2 separate regions of the Homo sapiens genome follow, and region 1 is linked to region 2. A link is a loop called in an ENCODE intact Hi-C map of the cell type or tissue named here. Cell type or tissue: K562. All regions are shown on one strand. Each heading gives the region's core, and the rest is flanking DNA. Links, peaks and the distances in the headings are about the cores only. Region 1 overlaps CDC42SE2 (CDC42 small effector 2). Region 2 overlaps CDC42SE2 (CDC42 small effector 2).

What was found. Hi-C counts contacts between places; a loop is a spot of excess contacts. Peaks named below come from ENCODE experiments on the same cell type or tissue, not always from the same donor. Only the 100,000 strongest peaks of a DNase experiment are listed, where the experiment ranks them.
Region 1: a loop joins it to region 2, with 2.3 times the contacts of the local background. A loop is called at or near these places in 3 of 110 quality-filtered maps.

Annotation. Positions count from the first base shown.
Region 1 is chr5:131,299,669-131,305,055 of GRCh38, forward strand. All of the region lies in intron 1 of CDC42SE2 (CDC42 small effector 2), which reads left to right. Among named protein-coding and RNA genes, the nearest start is that of CDC42SE2, 38 kb to the left of the region's middle. In K562, for the core only: no CTCF peak of the experiment used is centred there; no DNase peak of the experiment used is centred there.
Region 2 is chr5:131,371,145-131,376,531 of GRCh38, forward strand. All of the region lies in intron 3 of CDC42SE2 (CDC42 small effector 2), which reads left to right. Among named protein-coding and RNA genes, the nearest start is that of CDC42SE2, 110 kb to the left of the region's middle. RefSeq lists a silencer at 4,415-4,464. In K562, for the core only: no CTCF peak of the experiment used is centred there; a DNase peak (open chromatin) is centred at 2,297.

The DNA.
Region 1 (5,387 bases), core at 212-5,211, 72 kb before region 2:
TAGGCTGGAGAGCTTTGGGCTGGAGACAGCTGTGGGCTGGAAATGTAGATTTGGCGATCAGCATTGATGCTAATCGAACTCAGGGGAGTGATTGAAATAACCTAGGGGAGCATTTGTAGAGTGAAAGATGAGGGCATAGGACAAAACCCTTAAGAACTATTAATGTAATGTTAGTTTTTGAGCCTTTGGTATTTTGACTGGATTGTCTGAGAACCAGCAAAAAGGAGGGAATCAGGGCTGTTCTGATATAGGTATTTAGTAGAAACCCACCTAAATTATTTGATTCGAAGAGTAAAGTTCTCAAATGGTCTATCCTACCCAGCCTGTCACAGTATCTGACATTTATGCTGTTAGTTTCTCTACTTTGGCTTAAGGTGTTGTCTCTCTTGGAGTTTCCTGTTAAAGTGTTGTTATCCTTAGAGAACTAGAATATTAATCCCATTGTTGGTGATCGTGGTAGTGTTTTTAGGGTCACTAGCTTTTATTCTGGAATTCAGTGAAAGGATGGATGGGAATTTGAGAAAAATAAGATTTGAAAAACATGCCATTACTGAGGAGTTTAGGACCACAGAACCTGGACTTGCAGCATTGAGGTTGCCAAGCACCTGGATAAGGGGAGTGAGAACAAGTGAGAGCAAGAGAGAGGTTGGAAAAGGGGGACAGTGAGTTGGATAAGAAAGAGAAAATGTCACTAAAAAGGGAATAAGAGAACAAAGAACTAAATAAAGGAAAAATCTTGACAGTATTTTAGTTATAAATTAGGGTGACCATATAATTTATCATCGAAACTGGAACATATCAAGATAGAGAATGGCCATTAATAATTATGTTGTAGGCCTGGCGCAGTGGCTCACGCCTGTAATCCCAGCACTTTGGGAGGCCGAGGCGGGCGGATCATGAGGTCAGGAGATTGAGACCATCCTGGCTTACACATTGAAACCTGTCTCTACTAAAAATACAAAAAATTAGCCAGGCGTGGTGGCGGGTGCCTGTAGTCCCAGCTCCTCGGGAGGCTGAGGCAGGAGAATGGCGTGAACCTGGGAGGTGGAGCTTGCTGTGAGCCGAGATCGCGCCACTGCACTCCAGCCTGGGTGACAGAGCGAGACTCCGTCTCAAAAAAAAAAAAAAAAAATTATGTTTAAAAATTGGCATAAATTGTGACTATCACAAGCAAAGAAGGATGAATGGTCATTCTAGTTATAATGTGCATATTGCATAATAAAATAGTTTCCGTTTTTTAGCTATGATATGTCAAGCATTGTAATAAGTAAACACTTTATACATCTTACTACATTCTTACAATAATTCTCTGAGGTGGCATTGTCTTCGTTTTATAGTTAGTGAAACCAAATCTCAGGGAGGTAACCTCCCAACAATTCTCTGTGGCAGTCAGAATTGGAAACTATATTTATTTGACCATACACAAAATACACATAAACTCTTAAATACTGTATTGTACACTACCGTTGCTGTGGGTGTGTATATGTGTTTTAAAATGTCCTCTGAGACTGGCAAGGGTAGGGGGAAGAAGGAGAGAGGAGAGATGGGGTTAAAGGACACAAAATTACAACTAGATAGGAGGAATACGTTCTAGTGTTCTATGGCCCGGGAGGATGACTATAGTTAATAACATATAGCTTCAAATAGCTAAAAGGAGAATTATTGAATGTTCCCAACACAAAGAAATGATAAATGTTTGAAATGGTGGGTATGCCAATTACCCCGACCACTATACATTTTATTTACTGAAACATCACTATGTACCCCATAAATATGTAGAATTATATTTCAATTAAAAAATTTTAAAAGGGCTGGGTGCGGTGGCTCATGTCTGTAATCCCAGCACTTTGGGAGGCCGAGGCAGGCAGATCACGAGGTCAGGAGTTCGAGACCAGCCTGATCAACATGGTGATACCCTGTCTCTACTAAAAATATAAAAATTAGCCGGGCGTGGTGGCGCGTGCCTGTAATTCCAGCTACTCGGGAGGCTGAGGCAGGAGAATCACTTGAACCTGGGAGATGGAGGTTGCAGTGAGCCAAGATCACGCCACTGCACTCTAGTTTGGGAGACAGAGCAAGACTCCGTCTCAAAAAAAAAAAAAAATTAAAAAAGTTAAAAGTCCTCTGACTAAAAAACAACTCTGACTTGCTAATTGCTAGCATAATGTATCATCATAATATTAAGCCCCCTTCCCTTTCTGATACCCCTATTTTTTGAGGCATGGAGAGAGGGGAATAACCTGTCTGAAATCAGTACACTTAGTAAGTGGCAGAGCCAGATTTCAAACCCTGAAGACAGTTTGATAGCAGCACCTCCTTTTTCTTTTTTTATCTTATTTTATTTTATTTTGTTTTTGAGACAGGGTCTTACTCTCTTGCCCAGACTGCAATGCGGTGACGAGATCTTGGCTCACTGCAACCTCTGCCTCCCCGGCTCAAGCGATTCTCCTGCCTCAGCCTCCTAAGTAGCTGGGATTACAGGCACGCGCCACTACTGCCCGGCTAAGTTTTGGTTGCTTTTTTTTTTTGAGACGGAGTTTTGCTTTTGTTGCCCAGGCTGGAGTGCAATGGTGCGATGTCAGCTCACTGCAACCTCCGCCTCCCGGGTTCAAGAGATTCTCCTGCCTCAGCCTCCCCAGTAGCTGGGATTATAGGCATGCACCACCACGCCTGGCTATTTTTGTATTTTTAGTAGAAACAGGGTTTCTCCATGTTGGTGAGGCTGGTCACGAACTCCCGACCTCGGGTGATCCGCCTGCCTCGGCCTCCCAAAGTGCCAGGATTACAGGTGTGAGCCACCGTGCCCAGCCTAATTTTTGTGTTTTTAATAGAGACGGGGGTTTCACCATGTTGGCCGGGCTGGTCTTGAACTCCTGACCTCAAGTGATCCACCCACCTCAGCCTCCCGAAGTTCTGGGATTACAGGCCTGAGCCACCGTGTCCAACCAGCACCTCTTTTCTTAACTGCTATTCTATACTGCCTCCTTCAGCCATATTCTTTGTCTGGACATGTTTTCATTTCTCTTAGGAGTGGGTTTGTTGGGGAGCATGGTAAATGTATATATACCTTTATAAGAAAGTTGCGAAATTATTTACAAAGTGGTTGTATCATTATGACTTACCAGGAGTAGTCCGTTTTTGTTGCCTCATGACTCTTTTTTTTTTTTTTAAGACAAGCAGATTCTGAAATTCCAGCAATTAGAAATAGCTTCTTTCCCCTTTAACGTTTTTGCCTCATTTACACCTACCCTCACCTGTACCCACTTCTGTAACTCAACTACATCTTACACTTTTATGGTCTTGGAATGTTAACAGCACCAGCAAATAATAGCAAGAATCAAACAAAAATGTGTTGAGTCTTAGTGTCGCCACTGGCTACATTATTGCCCAGATGACTTTTCACTTAAACTGTTTAAGTGAATGATTATATGCATTTCTTTACAGTGTATTCACAGAGGAAATAAATGACAGTGATTTATTGCAGTGCTAATAGACATTGTACTAATTAAGTGATTTTAAGTCAAGTTTCTTTACCTTTCTGGGCCTGTAAAGTGAGGAAATTGAACTAGATTTCTTACAGGTCTATATTTGTCCCTGACAGATCTGTATTTCTTTGAGAAGAAGAAAGGAATTGGTATTTGACATTAAATGATCATGCATAAAAATGGGACATATATTTAAGTACTTATTTTTCATTCAATGTCAGAGTGATTTAATAGGGTCAAGGCCTGATAATTTAAGCTACTGTTTCTTGAGGAAAAGTGGAAAGTACTCAAAATGTTACTGGAAGACCTATGCCTTTGGCTTCTTGTAGTTTATCAGCTGAAATTTAAGACTTTTGAATTGTAGTGGATTGGGCACTTAAAAATCGATTTTATTTTTAACTTATAAGAAGATCTGAGGTTTGGAAGGAATCTTAAATAAAGTTTGTCTAAATCATCTATCAGTAGGACTTTTGAATCATGATCCTAACATCCTGACCTCTGATAACAGATACCCTAAGGCAGGACATTCCACTTTTAGGCAGCAGTGACAACAGAAAGATGTACTAATAGGTAGAACATACAGCCTGTACTCATTCATTGGAGTTGTGCCATTTGGGATGATGCAAAACTAGCATAATTTTTCTTTGTGACTGCCCTAAAAGTATTTAGACACAGCATGGATAACTTAATTTCTTTAAAAATGCATTCTTGTCTTCATAGCAATATGATGGAACTGAGACTGATTATCTTGGAGACTAGAAATCTCTGCATAGAGATGGAGTGTACACTTTGGCTTCTGTCTAAAATAATTTTCTTTTTTTTTTTTGGGACAGTCTTGCTCTCTTGCCCAGGCTGGAGTGCAGTGGCATGATCACAGCTCACTGCAACCTTGACCTTCCCGGCCCAAGGAATCCTTGCACCTCAGCCTTCCAAGTAGCTGGGACCACAGGCATGCACCACCATGCCAGGCTAATTTATTATTATTTTTAATTTTTAAATTTTGTATTTTTTGTAGAAATGGGGTCTCTCTACATTGCCCAGGCTTGTCTTGAACTCCTGGGCCCAAACAATCCTCCCGCCCTGGCCTCCCAAAGTGCTGGCATTACAGGCATGAGACACTGTACCCGGCCTAAAATAAAACTTAATGGTTAAATTTAGCTAAGGAAATAATTCATTTTTCTCCGTCTCTTCAGTATAAATGACAGGTAGATAGGGATAGAGGTGGCATTTAATATGATACAAAAAGCACCAAGGCATACCAGTGCTTAGCAGTTAGATTGGATCTGTTTTCATGACTTTTTCATGAATTCTAAGCAGAATATGAAGTCCATTTTAGTAACGGTATCCACATGACACTCATTGAATGATTATAGTAAAATGTCTTTTTGGTCAACAATGAAATGACAGTATTTTAAATCTAATTTCTACCAAATTTAATGGAGGACTGAGGTACTCTGGACTATAATTGAATTAACAATGTTGAAATCCACCACATTTCCTTTTTCCCATGCCAAATTATATTATACTAGGTTAGTTAGAGTACTGTTTTTGGCATATGCTTTCTTTGTGATTAGTAATCGTGTTTCTGATCCTTAGCATTGAGATATACTTTTGGAAGAGCTATTTTCTGAAGAGAAAGATTGTGGCCATAATTTTCAAATTTAATGCATTAAAAGGATCTTGCTTTTCATTTTAACCAGGCTTGCTACCAGTTATTAATATTTAAACATAAAATTAAATGCATATATTTCAAGTGTTCAGCTTGATAAATTTTGGCATGTGTATATTCCTGTGAAATCATAACCACACTGAAGATACTGGAAATATACCCCAAAAGTTTCTTCTCAGCCCTTTGTAGGCCCTCCTTTTGCCCACCCACCCACATTCCTAGGAGATTAGCTG
Region 2 (5,387 bases), core at 307-5,306:
ATGATGTTTATAATATATTGAACAGTTTTAGAAGCACTTTTTAAGAATCTGTTCATCTGTGATGTAAACAGATGGTATAAACCATTCAGTTTTCATCCTCTCAAACTTGTTCATATTGAGTAGGAAATATTACAGATATATTTTATTAGCAGTTCTCATGCAAGACAAATTCTAGGTCAGTTCTCAGTTCTCGGGGTACCCTAAAGTTTGGTCTGATCTCTTATCACCTTTGCACATAGTAAAAATTCTTCTGGTTCTTAGATATTTCTGGTATTTATGTTCCATCTACTTTTGTCTATTGAACTTTCTTATAGTTTCTTGAAAAGGTGTTATGCTTACATTCTTGTTTTAGCAGATGGGATATTGTTTGTTTTATATGTGATTTTGTTTTCTTTTGTGAAATGAAAATAATTTTCATCCAATCTTAATTTTAGATCTTAGAGACATCATAGGCAAACGTAGTCAAATGCATGTGGGCATGCGTGCATGCGGATTTGGAAAACTATAATAAGAAGTTAATTAGTAAACTAAGTTAAGATCAGTGAATTAGTGGCAGAGCCTTTTGCATTTTAAGACCAGTTTTCTTTCTAGTATATTTCAGTAAATTTTATCCAAATAGAAATGAACACCCATGTTGGATATAAAGTTGAATTGTGAGACTATGCAGATACAGCACTAGGTGATAAGTTACAGTGAAACAAGCAGTGTTTCAGTATTTCAGAAAGCGTTTCTTGCTACCAAGTGTTAATTATTATCTGCCATTTTTACAGACTTAGTTCAAATGCTTTCATATATATTAACTTAATGAGAAACATGTCTATCATTTTAATTTATTCGTTTCCCCCCCTTATTCCCCATCACTGTTTGTTTTGTTTTGGTTTTGGTTTTATTTGTTCTTGCAGTGTCTACCTGGGTAACAGTTGGGTGATGTCTTCATTGGGATCTTAACATGAACAAATACTTATGCATGTACCTGTTATGTACTTATGCATATATTCAAAAGTCATTAAGATACTGGTGATAGTGTTAGCTGTCTGTGGATCATTTGGGATAAGTAAACAGAATCTCCTCTACATTAAGCAAAAAAAGATATTACTCAATGCCATTTTTTTGGCCTACCTTATGACAGATAAAATTTTTAAGAAACCTAAGGCAAATGTGCTTTCAGGAGTACTTAGCTATAGGAAGTGATCATATTTTTAAGAACTCCAAGGTTCTTAAAAACCAAACAAGTTTTTCCCCTTTTCATGTGAGGGCTGGTTCTCTATTAGAGTTGGTCAGAAAGGCTGGGCGCGGTGGTGGCTCACGCCTGTAATCCCAGCACTTTGGGAGGCTGAGGTGGGTGGATCACGACGTCAGGAGATAAAGACCATCCTGGCTAACACAGTGAAACCCCGTCTCTACTAAAAATAAAAAAAAATTAGCTGGGTGTGGTGGCACGCACCTGTAGTCCCAGCTACTCGGGAGGCACTGAGGCAGAATTGCTTGAACCTGGGAGGCGGAGGTTGCAGTGAGCCGAGATCACGCCACTGCACTCCTGCCTGGGTGACAGAGTGAAACTCTGTCTCAAAAAAAAAAAAAATGTCAGACAGATCCGGATTTGAATTCCAGAGCTGGTACTTATTTATTTACTGTTTGACCTTGGGCAGATTAATTGAATCCCTGCAAATGAGAATAATGACACCTGTCTCATAGGATTCAAGATAGGTAGTGAATTAAAATATATTAAGATAATTTATGTAAAGTGCTTAGCAGAGTGCATGGCATAAGTGAATGCTCTTATTATGGATGTTGAGTTGATAAATTGCAATTTGCTCTCATTTTAAGTAATGGGCTTTTAAAATTTTGCTTTTATCCCCATTGGTTATATTCAAGTACATTTCTTTTTGAAATGAACATGACCATCAAACCTTAAAGAGCTGGTCTCTTACCAGCAATATTTTGTTCTCATTTGATTTGACGTTAGTTACCACAAAGAGAGATATAGTTATCTCAACATAAGAGAGGATGTTGGACTGGGTTTATATGTATATTTTCTTCTTTCCTGAAACCCTACTTCACAAGACATTAAAGGAGTTTAAATAACAAAAAGATAAAACCTACAAAGAAAAAGAGAGTGAAGAGGAGAGAGAACCGTGGATCAGATATAATAAAAAAATAGATGGGATGGTAGAGTGGGAACCTATTTAGCTGAGTGAGCCACTGCCTAACTGCGTACAGAGGGGGATACTGATAAGCAAGCCAGCCAGCCAGCATTCTTCACCTGCCTTCATCTTAGAATGCCTGCAGCTAGATTCGAACTCTTCTGTCTGGACTTCAGCAGGTCCTTTTCTAGAGAGCCTACTGCCATCACAGAAGGGACCTGCTGATAACCTGCAATTGTGGTTTCCCCAAGCAAAAAGTGAGCTCACCATCTGATCACTGTTCATTGAATTTACAGTTGAACATGACCCGTGCACACTAAGCCTCGTTTGGATGGCCTGTGTTCATTAGACAACAGAAAAGCTAAAAGGAATGAACTGAATAAAAGAACTCGGAAGAAATAGATGATACAGGCAATAGGAAAGAACTAAAAAACAAAACAGAAAACATGAATAGGTCTCAGATGATAAGACACTGGATTCACTAAACAAGAACAACATGCCTACAAAGGAAGCGAGAGAGAGAAGGAACAAATCGATAACAAGAAACGATGCTTGGAAATAATATGATAGCTGAAATAAAGTAGTGCATGAGAAGGCTGGAAGATGTAGTTCATTCTTCCAGCAAGTAAAAGAAAAATATAAAGAAATGTAAAGTAGAAGGGAAAATTAAGAAAGTTAGATGATCAACCCAGGAAGTACAAAATCTGCCTAAAGTTACAAAAAAGAGGACAAAAGGCATTGGAGGATAATAAATTATCAAAGTAATACTACAGGAAAATTTCCCTAGTAAATTATCAAAGTAATACTAGGGGAAAATTTCCCTGAACTACAAAACAAAACAAAACAAAAAACAGTAGTCTCTTGGTTGAATGAAAAAGAACCCATACTACTGAGTGAAATTTCAGACTATCTGGACAAGTCACTTAGCTATTTAATCGGTTATACCACGAGATACTTATGGAGGGTATTAGAACAATTAATGATAGTTTCATTAAAAGGTAAGCAAACAACTTTGGGAGGCCAAGGCAGGTGGATCACGAGGTGAGTTCAAGACCAGCCTGGCCAAGACGGTGAAACCCCATTTCTACTAAAATTAGCTGGGTGCGGTTGCAGGTGCCTGTAATCCCAGCTACTTGGGAGGCTGAGGCAGGAGAATCACCTGAACCCGGGTGGCAGAGGTTGCAGGGAGGCGAGATCGTGCCACTGCACTCCAGCCTGGGCAACAGAGTGAGACTGTCTCAAAAAAAAAAAAAAAAAAAAAAGTTAAGCAGACATTGTGTGTAAAATTTGTGACAGAATTTTTTTTTTTAAGCTAAGCAAGCCAGAAGCAATTCCAGTGCAAAGTGTGGTGTAAGAAAAATTAATTATAGTACAGTACTTGGCTCAATTGTAAACACTCTTCACATAGAGTTAATATAAACACTTGATTTTTGTATTTCAATTTTATATAGTAAATGTTTGGGGGGAATTATATGACTTGCTTTGAAACACAGTTGTTCACACAGTGATGTGAAGGAAACAACAGTGGACAAGGAAGACTCCCAGATCTGATTTTAGTTAGCTGTGGGACTTTGGCAAGTAATATCTTCCTAGGTACATTGTACATTGTATACATACAGTGTATAGAAACAATCCCAGATGGACCCATAGTGACAGAAATTTCTAGTGAAAAGTTTTTAACACCAATGATATTAACAATATCATTAATACTTGAAAGCTAGTTCAGATTAGTTTCTCCCCTCCTTTTTTTTTTTTTTTTTAACCTATTTTGTGCTTCAGTTTTCATACTTGGAATATGTGACTTAAACCAGATACTAATTTTAAATAGAAGGAGAAAAAAACTGTTTTCACTTCAGGTTTCTCACTGAGAGATGAGAACAACTAGTTCCTTCAATTTTGCTTTTAGCAATTTGGCCCTTGAAAAGGTCACTATAGATTTGCTTAGAGATTCTTTTTAAAAACATTTGGGGGTCTCCTGCAAACTTCTCATCTGTCAAAAGCTGCAAAATACATACTGAGTAGGAAAAGGTTAGTTACCTACTAAACCCTAAAGGACAGATACCGACAGCACCACACTTAAGATTGAATTGTAAATGCATTACCAGCAACTCACCTATTTATTTATGAATATTTCCAACACAAAATATCTTTCCTTTCTGTACTTTGACTTAGATAATTCTCTGCTTATAATACTAGCTGGTTTTGGTTTCTCTGTGGTGATCTATGGTGTGACTCTCATCTCCTCTGGAGAGAGCTCCTTATATAAGCTCTGTCACCTGAGGGCCACTGCTGGCATTCCAGTGAGTGAGCTAAGCTCTAGAAGCCAGACAAGTAGAATTATTTTTCCCACCGTAGAAGATACAGTACAAGTTCATGTATAGAAGAAGTTTATTATTTTCTCAAGTTTTGACCTAAGTATGAGAATTTGGAATCCAAAGTAGGCTATTCAGTTATTGAAGAGCAGATATTTTTCCAGTCTCTGCAGTATCTAAAACCTTGTTTCTCTTTCATTTGTCCCTTAACATATTAGAGATTTTTTTGTCATATTCTTAGAAACTAGACTTCCACAGGCAGTTTTATCAACTCAGATTACCACCCATGGGAAGGCTGAATTCAGCTTCTTTAACATGAATATCCAGGACCTGGACACTGTTAAGACTCCCATCTTGGCCAGGCATGGTGGCTCATGCCTGTAATCTCAGCACTTTAGGAGGCCAAGGTGGGTGGATTAGTTGAGGTCAGGAGTTCGAGACCAGCCTGACCAACATGGTGAAACCCATCTTTACTAAAAATACAAAAAATTAGATGGGCATGGTGGTGCATGCCTGTAATTCCAGCTACTCGGGAGGCTGAGACACGAGAATCGCTTGAACCCAGGAGGCGGAGGTTGCAGTGAGCTGAGATTGCACCACCGCACTCCAACCTGGGTGACGAATGACTCTTGTCTCAAAAAAAAAAACAAAAAACCTTTATTCAATAGAGAGTACAAAGGTGAACAAATGAGGACTTCTGAGCAGTGGCTGAGACAAGAAGTGAGAGTTTGCCAGAGGATCCCAGATTTGAAGGGAAGGTAAAATGTCATATACTGCTATAGAAGGTACTAGCAAATGAGTTCATGGCTTTAAAGTTCTTGGAACTGTGCCTGGTATCTTATAAGTACTCTTTATTACCCACTTTTACTTTTTAAATATTCAGCTGTTAATCTTTATTTTTTAATTTACCTTTGAGGTTCAGGGGGTACAT